2 separate regions of the Homo sapiens genome follow, and region 1 is linked to region 2. A link is a loop called in an ENCODE intact Hi-C map of the cell type or tissue named here. Cell type or tissue: heart right ventricle. All regions are shown on one strand. Each heading gives the region's core, and the rest is flanking DNA. Links, peaks and the distances in the headings are about the cores only. Region 1 overlaps ZNF148 (zinc finger protein 148). Region 2 overlaps HEG1 (heart development protein with EGF like domains 1).

Region 1 (5,385 bases), core at 89-5,088, 290 kb before region 2:
GTGTAGGTTTTTCATAGATTACTTTTATTAGGTTGAAGTGTTCTTCCTAGTTTGCTGAGACTTTGTTTAAAAAACGTGAGTGGTTTGGGAGGCCGAAGCGGGCGGATCACGAGGTCAGGAGATTGAGACAATCCTGGCTAACAAGGTGAAACCCCGTCTCAACTAAAAAAATACAAAAAATTAGCCGGGCGTGGTAGCAAGCGCCTGTGGTCCCAGCTACTCGGAGGCTGAGGCAGGAGAATGGCGTGAATGCGGGAGGCGGAGCTTGCAGTGAGCTGAGATCGCGCCACTGCACTCCAGCCTGGGCGACAGAGCGAGACTCCGTCTCAAAAAAAAAAAAAACATGAATGGATATTTAACTTCATCAAGTACTTCTTCTGCATCGATTGAAATGATCATATGAATATCCTGTCATTATTCTCTTAATATGGTGAATTATGCTGATTTTCAAATATTAAACAGCTCTTGCGTTCCTGGGATAAATCACACTTGGTCATGATGTATCGTCCTTTTTTCTTGTTGAATTCAGTTTGCTAATTTAAACATTTGTATGTTTATGAGAGATATTAGTCCATGGTTTTCTTTTTTTTTTTTTGGAATAGCTATGTCGTTTTTAGGTATATTGGCCTCATTGTAAATGGGTTAGGAAGTGTTTCCTTCTCTGTTTTCTGAAAGAGTTTGTGTAAGATTGATATTTTTATCATACATATTTGATAGGCTTTACCAGTAAAGCTAATCTAGAGTTGAGTTTTCTTTGTGGGAAGGGTTTTTTGTTGTTCTTTGGAGACAAGGTCTTGCTCTGTTGCCCAGGCTGGAGTGCAGAGTGCAGGGTCACAGTCACAGCTCACTGTAATCTCAACCTCTTAGGCTTAAATGATCCTCCCACCTCAGCTTCCCAAGTAGTTGGGACTATACACACATGTCATCACATCAGGCTAATTAGAAAAAATTTTTTTTGTAGAGACAGGGTCTCACTATGTTGTCCAGACTTGTCTTGAACTCCTGGGCTCAAGTGGCCTCCCACCTCAGCCTGTGGGAAGGTTTTAAATTACAAATTTTATTTAAAAAAACATAAGTAGGCTATTCATACTAAACATTTTTTCTTGAATAAGTTTTGGTAAATTGTGTTTTCTTAATTGTTTAATTGACCAAAGTTCTATTAATATTTTCTTTTGTTGTTTTAAGGATCAATGGTGATTTCTTTTTTCTCATTCCTGATATTGGTATAATAATTTTTCTTTTTCTTAATTAGACTGGGTAGAGATTTACTTGTTTTCATTGTCTGTTCAAATAGTGAAGTTTCGGTTTTATCGATTTTCACTATTCACTTTAACTTTTGTTCATTTTTACTTTTTATTATTTCTTTCTACTACTTTGGTTTTCATTTGCTCTTCTTATCTTAGCTTTTTAAAGTAGAAAGTTTGGTGACTGATTTTAGATATTCATTTTTGACCTAAACATGTGAAGCTCCAAACTTTTTTCTCAGCATAGCTTTTGATATATTTTTTCATTTTAATTCAATTAAAGATACTTCTAACTTCCTTTATTTCTTTTTGATTCATGAGTTAATTAGAAGTGTTTTGCTTAATTTCTGAATATTTTGAAGTTTTCCAGATATCTTTTCATCATTAATATCTAGTAAGTGTGGTTAGAAAATATATGCTGTATGATTTCTGCCCTTTTAAATTTATTGAGACTTGTTTCAGTGCTTGGCATATGATCTGTTTGGTGAGTGTTCTATGTGTACTTGAAAAGAATGTGTATTCTGGCTATTGTTGGTTGGATTATTTTATAAATGTCAGTTAGGTCAAGTTGTTTAGTTGTATTCACTTTTTCTTTTTTTCTTTTTTTTTTTTTTGCCCGTGCTGGTGTGCAGTGGTGTGATCATGGCTTAATGTAGCCTTCACCTCCTGAGCTCAAGTAATCCTCACAACTCAGTCTCCTGAGCTACCTGGTCTACAGGCACACACCACCATGCCAGGCTTATTTTAAAATTTTTTTGTAGAGACAGAGTCTCACTATGTTGCCCAGGCTAGTCTCACACTCCTGGGTTCGAGCGATCCTCCTGCTTTCACCTCCCAAAGTACTGGGATTACAGGTGTGAGCCACAACGCCCGGCCACTAATTGTATTCTTTAACTCTTTTATGTACTCACTGAACTACATGTTCTGTTAGTTACTGGGAGAGAGCTGCTAAAGTCCAGCAGTTAAAGTTTGTTAGCCAAAAGACTCAGTTCAAAATTACATGTTGAATTTAATTGTCATGTTCTTCAGTTTTTGTTAGTCTGGGTTAATTCATCACTTTTGGAATTTATATTTTACATTTATTTAGTAGAATGTCCCTCAGGCCTTACCTGATTTTTTTTCCTCCTTAGGATATTTAAGTTAAGCATCTTTGGCAGGAATATTGTACAAATAATGCTGTGTTTTCTCGCCATTGCATTCTGACAGGCAGCACCTGAGTTTTATTTGCCGTCATTCAGATGATGGTTCACTTTGATCAATTGATACCTTCCAGGCTTTGCTGCTATAAAGTTATTCCTTATCACACTTTATTTATCAATATGGAATTAGGGTTTTTAAAAATTTGCTGGGTTAAAATCTATTACTGTGATTATTTTAATACTCAGTTTGTTTAAGATTTGGCTAACAGAAGCCTTTTCAAGCAGGTTTTATGTTCTTGGACATATCTCGTCAGTCGTTGAGTACTTCTTTGCTTTTTGGCACATTATGTTCTAGGCTTATCTTGTCCTTTTTCTGCTTTAGTTCTGGAGTCAGCCATTTCTCCAAGGACCCCCTAGTTCATTTTAGTGGAGAATGGTATTTAGAAGCCAAGGTCTGGGTGCTGAACATGCTGCTCCTTGCAGTTGGGATATAGCTGCTCCTAGGCCTCTCAATGGACAGAGCTAGAGAATGTATGTATGTATATAATGATGTACATTTACATATAGTGCACATATTCCTTTCTATAATTTCCATATCTATCAATATTGAAAACCATGAGTTCCTACTGCTACCTCCCATTACAAGTCCAGCAGAGTACATTAGACGGTGAGAAACCTGGCTTGTTATCTCAGCATATTTACTTATTTTCTTATTATCCTAACCCCTAATGCAGATGCTCCTAGGCTTGTAAGCCTCACAGGAGTACTTGCTACCCCTGCCCTGCGTGGATACCTTTCTCCTCCTACATGTGCTTTGACAACTTGAACTAGACCTTAGCACCAAGCAGACCCCCTCCTTATGGCACTCTTACTTAGATACATTGCACTGGTCTACATCCACTCTTTGATACTTTCTTCACCCCACTTAGCTTTTGACATGGTGGTCCAGGCTGCCCTTTTCCCACAATCTAGACTCTTCCTTATGCTGCTTGGGCTCCAGCACCTCATGCTGAGCTGCCCCTCTATATGGAGAACCACCTCACCCTGCTTGGTCTTTGACATCTTATATTGGGCCATCCTCCCATGTAGAAGCCCTCTTCCTTCTGTCTGGTATCTGACACCTTGTTTGGCCCCAGCTTATGGCTTTAGACCTGACTGGTTCCTGGAGGATAAGAGGATAGGCAAGAGCAGGAAGGGGAAAAGGACAAAAATCTATCCTTTTACTTAAAAATTTTTTTATTTTAAAATTATATAGATTTATGGAAGGTGGCAAAAATGGTACAGAGAAGACCCCCTCCATCCCTCATCCAATTTCTCCCAGTTGTTACATTTTATATAAATACACTGCAATGTCAAAATCAAGAAATTCACATTGCGACAGTGTATCCCATGTTGAGTACTTTATGCAGCAACCCCTAACCGTTTTTGGCACCAGGGACCAGTTTTGTGGAAGACAGTTTTTCCACGAATGGGGTGGGGGTGGAGATGGTTTCAGGATGATTCAAAAGCATTACATGTATTGTGCACTTTATTTCTATTATTATTATATTATAATATATAATGAAGTAATTATACAACTCACCATAATGTAGAGTCAGTAGGAGCCCTGGGCTTGTTTTCCTGCAACTAGACCATCCCATGTGGGAGTGATGGGAGACAGTGACAGATCATCAATTAGGCATTAGGTTCTCATAAGGAGCAGGGAACCTAGATCCCTTGCATGTGCAGTTCACAATAGGGTTTGAGCTCCTATGAGAATTTAATGCTGTCGGTGACCTAACAGGAGGCAGAGCTCAGGCATTAATGCAAGCAGTGGGGACAGTGTGTAAATACAGATGAAGCTTTGCTTGCTCACTGGCCGCTCACCTCCTGATGTGCAGCCGGGTTCCTAACAGGTCACGGCTTGGTGCTGGTCCACGGCCTGGGAGTTGGGGACCCTTGCAGCATGTGTAGATTTGTGTAACCACCAAAGCAATCAAGATTCAGAACTAAGCCAGGATAACAAAGATCTCTCTGGTGCTACCCCCTATAGTCACACCTCTTCTCTTCCTTCCATCATTCCTAACCCCTGAATATCCTTAATCTGTTGTTTATTTCTAGAACTGTGTCATTTTTGAGAATGTTGTATCAATGGAATCCTACAGGATGTGACCTTTTGGAATTGACTATTTTTTTCACTCAACGTAATGCTCTTGAGAGTCGTCCAGGTTGTTGCATGTATCAGTAATTTCTTACTGTTTGTTTTGTAGTAGTGTTGCATAGCACCAATGTACCGCAGTTTACCATTCACTTATTGAGGGACATTTTAGTTGTCTCCAGGTTTTGGTTATTAAAAATAAAGCTGCTATTAACATTTGTGTGCAGGTTTTTCTGTGAATATAGGTATTCATCTCTAGAATAAATACCCTACCATACCCCTATCACCCAGATACAGTCACTCATAACATTTTAATGTATGTGCTTTATGCTTTTTTGATAAGCATGCCATACATAAGATCATATTGCTTTTTATGTAGTCTTTTCACTTAACAGTATATTTTGAATTTTTCTCAATTGTGTGTTCTTCTAAAACAACTTCAGTGTCTGCTTGATAATTCCATTTTTATGGTAACCCATAATTCAGTCCTTTTATTCCTAATAGATAATGATAAATTTGAGTCCATTCTGAAAATGAATCAATGAAAAGCTGTATTATGCGATATACCAGATGGGCAGAATTTGCAAAGTGTTTGCATAACATTGGTTTATAGTAGAACATAAGAGACATGAGAAATTCTATCCCTTACTTCTTACTTATGGGTTCCTGTTGATAAGGCAGGGAGGTAAAGGGCAGGTCTGGGTTTCATTAATGTACTTTTTTTTTCTTTTCTTTTTTTCTTTTTTTTTTTTGAGACAGGGTCTTGTTCTGTCACCCAGGCTGGAGTGCAGTGGCATGATCATGGTTCATGGCAGACTTGATCTCTTTGGGTCAAGTGATCCTCTCACTGTTGCCTCCAAAGTTG
Region 2 (5,385 bases), core at 127-5,126:
CCCACCACCACGCCTGGCTAATTTTTTTTTTTTTTTATATTTTCAGTAGAGACAGGGTTTCACCATGTTAGCCAGGATGGTCCCGATCTCCTGACCTCATGATCCGCCTGCTTCAGCCTCCCAAAGTGCTGGGATTGCAGGCATGAGCCACCATGCCTGGCCATAAATTTTCAATTATTTAGGAATGGCCAGGTTATGTGGCTGTGGCTGCTCTATTTTTAACCTTCTGAGGAACTGCCGAACTCTTTTCCAAAGTGGCTGCATCATTTTATATTCCCACCAGCTGTGTACAAGTGTTCTGATGTTGCTACATCTTCACCAACACTTGTAATTATCCATCTTTTCTGATTATAGCCATCTGAGTGGGGGTGGAGGCATCTCATTGTGGTTTTGACTTGTATTTTCCAGTTGACTAATAATGCTGAGCATCTTTTCATGTGCTTATTGGCCACTTGTATATCTTCTTTGAATATGTCTAGTCCAATCTTTTGACTATTAAAATTGGGTTATTTGACTTTTTATTATTAAATTGTAAGAGTTCTTTATGGCCGGCTGTGGTGGCTTACGCCTGTAATCCCAGCACTTTGGGAGGTCAAGGCGGGTGAATCACTTGAGGTCAGGAGTTCAAGACCAGCCCGGCCAACATGGCAAAACCCTGTCTCTACTAAAAATACAAAAATTAGCCAGACATAGTGGCACGTGCCTGTAATCTCAGCTACTTGGGAGGCTGAGGCAGGAGAATCACTTGAACCTGTGAGGTGGAGGTTGCAGTGAACTGAGATCATGCCACTGCACTCTAGCCTGGGTGACAAACAGACCCTGTCTCAAAAAAAAAAAAAAAGTTCTTTGCATATTTTGGATACAGTCCTTTATCAAATATATAATTTGCAGACATTTCTCCTATTCTGTGGGTTGTCTTTTCTCTTTCTTGATGGAATCATTTGTAGCACAAAAGTTTTTAAATTTGAAGAAGTCCAATTTGTCAATTTGAGAAAATTTTTCTTTTGATGTTTCTTTTTAATAATGCTTAGGGATAATTTTTTAAAACAATTCTCACAGTCTGTTATCAATGTAAAGTATATTCTGACTAAAGCAAAAATGTATTAGCTGATCATTTAAGCTTTGAATAGGTTTAAATTCTTACTTCTCCATCACTAGTTATAGCTTCATTTCCCCCATATAAGAATCCTAATTGATGAGGAAGATTAGCATTTATTAGTACTCACGTGATGTGGAAAAGCATATGCTTATCATGAAAGAATACCACACACACAAGCGGGGGATATTTATGCTCTTTTATGTTTGTGCCTGGAAAACACATTATCTATGTCCTAAGCAAAAGGAATCATTTTTCACCCTCACTACTGTGGGGGTCAGGACTTCTACCTTCTCAAACCAGGATCTTGAGTTTCATAGCCTTTCTCTTTTACATCTCTTCAGTACCCGCTTCTCTGCAATTAATGCTCAGTTGGTTCATGAGGAACATATGATTTCAGTGTGATCAGATCTTGGAGTTCATTTATAAAGAGCTAGATAGAAAGTAGCCACATTCCTGAAACCATCTCACTGTGGGTTAACACAATACTTTATCTTTTTCCCTCAGAGTCACCCAAAGCTGGCGGGGTTCTGCACTCCGGCCTTTTAGAGTTCTTGGCCCGCTCCCTTTTCTGCATTCAGAGTCTCCATTTCATGTCTGACTCTCTCTCTACTTTGTTAAGCCTGTAACCCTGATGTGGTCATTGGCCTAAATTTCATTTAACAGAGAGTTTAGGATCTCCCCATCCAAGACCTTTTTCTCTTTGCCCAGAGAAATCGTACTTAGATCCTGCTCTTGCGCCTCTCCTGGTTGGCTCTCCACAGGTCTTGAGCCCTTCAGACTGGCTTGAGTCGCATCTCTGTCTGGCTTCTGGCTTTCTCAGTGATGCTCGTGGCCCGTGCTCATTCCTGTCTCTGTCAATTCAAACCTATCCCAAAATGAATTTAGCCAACACTCAGCTTTACACTGTTTTCCATCAAAGCATGGCCATGGCGTACTGACAGCCAGTCTGGGCTGGGAATGTGAATAAGAACCAGAAAAGAGCCTGTTTTTTGTTTTTTGGGTTTTTTTTTCTTTTTGTACAGCCAGATTAGGAAGGATTTAGGCCAAGGAGAATTGGACCTCATTTTCATCATTTCTGAAGAGAAGGGTTTATCTGATAATCTAACAATCTAAAATTAGTTCTAAGACCCTTTAGGTTTGTAGCATAAACACATACCCAAAAGAGAATGAAACAGACATTTATTCATGTGTCGTCTGCCCTCTTCCATCCCCATCAATAGAATAAAACACATGCATTTTAAAAAATAAAAGAAGACAAAAAAACAAGCCCACCTTTCACCCCCCACCTCAGGCTGTTTCTTTGCCATTGTACTAATGCCGTGTAATGACTGGCCTTGTGGCCATTCATGTATTCCTGGTCCTTCCGGGAGGAAGAGCCTTCCAAGGAGGACTATGGCCTCCCTTCTGGGCCTTGTGCAAATGTCTGAAGCCCCAGTAGGATTATTAGTCTTTCACCAACTGTTTACCTCCTCACCACCACTACCAATTTCTCTGACATAAACTCTATTTATTATGTATCACTGAGCAGAAATCTAGTATCGATCCTATTTGCTAAAGTAATATACCCTCCTATAAATCCAGGGTGCCTGAACAGTTGTGCTGATCCACAGTTCCTCTTGAGGTTTCAATCACTGAGCCATGTTTGCAAGGGCAACAGACATCTCAGATAAAGACCCTAAAAGTACAGGGGAGCGTCTTGGCTCCCACAGCCCAGGAAGTGAGGCTTGGGGCACGATCCTGTCGCTCCAGCCCTGCATTTTTCAGCCATCCTCTTTCACTCTACTTTTAGCCTTGGAAGACAGCCGAGAGCCAGGCCAAGCACTAGGTGACAGTTCCGCCAATGCAGAGGACAGGACTTCTGGGGTGCCCTCTCTCGGCACCCACACCTTGGCTACTGTCACTGGAAACGGGGAACGCACACTGCGGTCTGTCACCCTCACCAACACCAGCATGAGCACGACTTCTGGGGAAGCAGGCAGCCCTGCAGCGGCCATGCACCAAGAAACAGAGGGTGCCTCTCTGCACGTAAACGTGACGGACGACATGGGCCTGGTCTCACGGTCACTGGCCGCCTCCAGTGCACTCGGAGGTGGGGTGTCTTCCACAGTCTCTTTTAACACATCCCTTCAGCTCATCTATTAATTTACTCACCGTCCTGGGATGATTCAGTTAGCTGTCAAGCCAGAAAGTGCCTTACAAGCTCTTTATGGAGAGAACTTTCTAGATTCTCCCACCTCAGGAAGGTGAATACCCCTCCCCAGTTCCCACCCCCAGCCCTCCACACACACTCACCTAAGGAATTTGGGATAGTGTTTGCTGGGAGACTTAAAATAAGAGACCAACCACTTGTGGCTAAGGTCAATCTCCTGGGAAAGAAATATCTCATTCTATAGAATGGAAAGTTGGGAAGATTTTCCTTTTTTCATTTAGGCATAACAGTTATTCTATTTGGGGTCTTAAGAGCTTTTCAGATACCAGTTTGCTTTTATCGAAAAAGGCATGTGGAGGAAATTTGCAACTCCTCTCCATTTTTAGACCCTTAGTCCCCACTTCTCTTTTGTTACCATTTCCACTGCCGCTACCACTGCTTCTCTCAGGAGGTCAGTCTGCTCAGAGGAGACACTGACCACTCCTGCCTGCCCACAATGTCTTTATTCAGAGTGCTCACCCTTGAAAACCACCTCTCCAAAGCAAGTGTTTCACCCACTTGAATTCATTGAGTTTCATGACACTGAAAGTCTGTTTGATAGTGCATATTTCAGAGTTTTGTTGTTCTTTTATTTGACCTAACTTTGGCTTTTCCGTTTACAGTCGCTGGGATTAGCTACGGTCAAGTGCGTGGCACAGCTATTGAACAAAGGACTTCCAGCGACCACACAGACCACACCTACCTGTCATCTACTTTCACCAAAGGAGAACGGGCGTTACTGTCCATTACAGATAACAGTTCATCCTCAGACATTGTGGAGAGCTCAACTTCTTATATTAAAATCTCAAACTCTTCACATTCAGAGTATTCCTCCTTTTTTCATGCTCAGACTGAGAGAAGTAACATCTCATCCTATGACGGGGAATATGCTCAGCCTTCTACTGAGTCGCCAGTTCTGCATACATCCAACCTTCCGTCCTACACACCCACCATTAATATGCCGAACACTTCGGTTGTTCTGGACACTGATGCTGAGTTTGTTAGTGACTCCTCCTCCTCCTCTTCCTCCTCCTCCTCTTCTTCTTCTTCAGGGCCTCCTTTGCCTCTGCCCTCTGTGTCACAATCCCACCATTTATTTTCATCAATTTTACCATCAACCAGGGCCTCTGTGCATCTACTAAAGTCTACCTCTGATGCATCCACACCATGGTCTTCCTCACCATCACCTTTACCAGTATCCTTAACGACATCTACATCTGCCCCACTTTCTGTCTCACAAACAACCTTGCCACAGTCATCTTCTACCCCTGTCCTGCCCAGGGCAAGGGAGACTCCTGTGACTTCATTTCAGACATCAACAATGACATCATTCATGACAATGCTCCATAGTAGTCAAACTGCAGACCTTAAGAGCCAGAGCACCCCACACCAAGAGAAAGTCATTACAGAATCAAAGTCACCAAGCCTGGTGTCTCTGCCCACAGAGTCCACCAAAGCTGTAACAACAAACTCTCCTTTGCCTCCATCCTTAACAGAGTCCTCCACAGAGCAAACCCTTCCAGCCACAAGCACCAACTTAGCACAAATGTCTCCAACTTTCACAACTACCATTCTGAAGACCTCTCAGCCTCTTATGACCACTCCTGGCACCCTGTCAAGCACAGCATCTCTGGTCACTGGCCCTATAGCCGTACAGACTACAGCTGGAAAACAGCTCTCGCTGACCCATCCTGAAATACTAGTTCCTCAAATCTCAACAGAAGGTGGCATCAGCACAGAAAGGAACCGAGTGATTGTGGATGCTACCACTGGATTGATCCCTTTGACCAGTGTACCCACATCAGCAAAAGAAATGACCACAAAGCTTGGCGTTACAGCAGAGTACAGCCCAGCTTCACGTTCCCTCGGAACATCTCCTTCTCCCCAAACCACAGTTGTTTCCACGGCTGAAGACTTGGCTCCCAAATCTGCCACCTTTGCTGTTCAGAGCAGCACACAGTCACCAACAACAGTGTCCTCTTCAGCCTCAGGTAAAACACAGTCACACAAGCACATGTTAACTGCAAGGCCCAGTCCAGCACTGAGAGCTACATGGGGCTCGGGGTTCATGTGAATTTGTAGAAATGGCTGGCATTTG

What was found. A loop is a pair of places that touch in the nucleus more often than their neighbours do. Peaks named below come from ENCODE experiments on the same cell type or tissue, not always from the same donor. Only the 100,000 strongest peaks of a DNase experiment are listed, where the experiment ranks them.
Region 1: a loop joins it to region 2, with 2.1 times the contacts of the local background. A loop is called at or near these places in 1 of 110 quality-filtered maps.

The regions. Positions count from the first base shown.
Region 1 is chr3:125,302,265-125,307,649 of GRCh38, reverse strand. All of the region lies in intron 4 of ZNF148 (zinc finger protein 148), which reads left to right. Among named protein-coding and RNA genes, the nearest start is that of ZNF148, 70 kb to the left of the region's middle. In heart right ventricle, for the core only: no CTCF peak of the experiment used is centred there; no DNase peak of the experiment used is centred there.
Region 2 is chr3:125,012,516-125,017,900 of GRCh38, reverse strand. HEG1 (heart development protein with EGF like domains 1) reads left to right here. Exons shown (of 17, transcript NM_020733.2): 6 at 3,911-5,278. Among named protein-coding and RNA genes, the nearest start is that of HEG1, 41 kb to the left of the region's middle. RefSeq lists an enhancer at 2,962-3,256. In heart right ventricle, for the core only: no CTCF peak of the experiment used is centred there; no DNase peak of the experiment used is centred there; H3K27ac peaks cover 2,786 bases.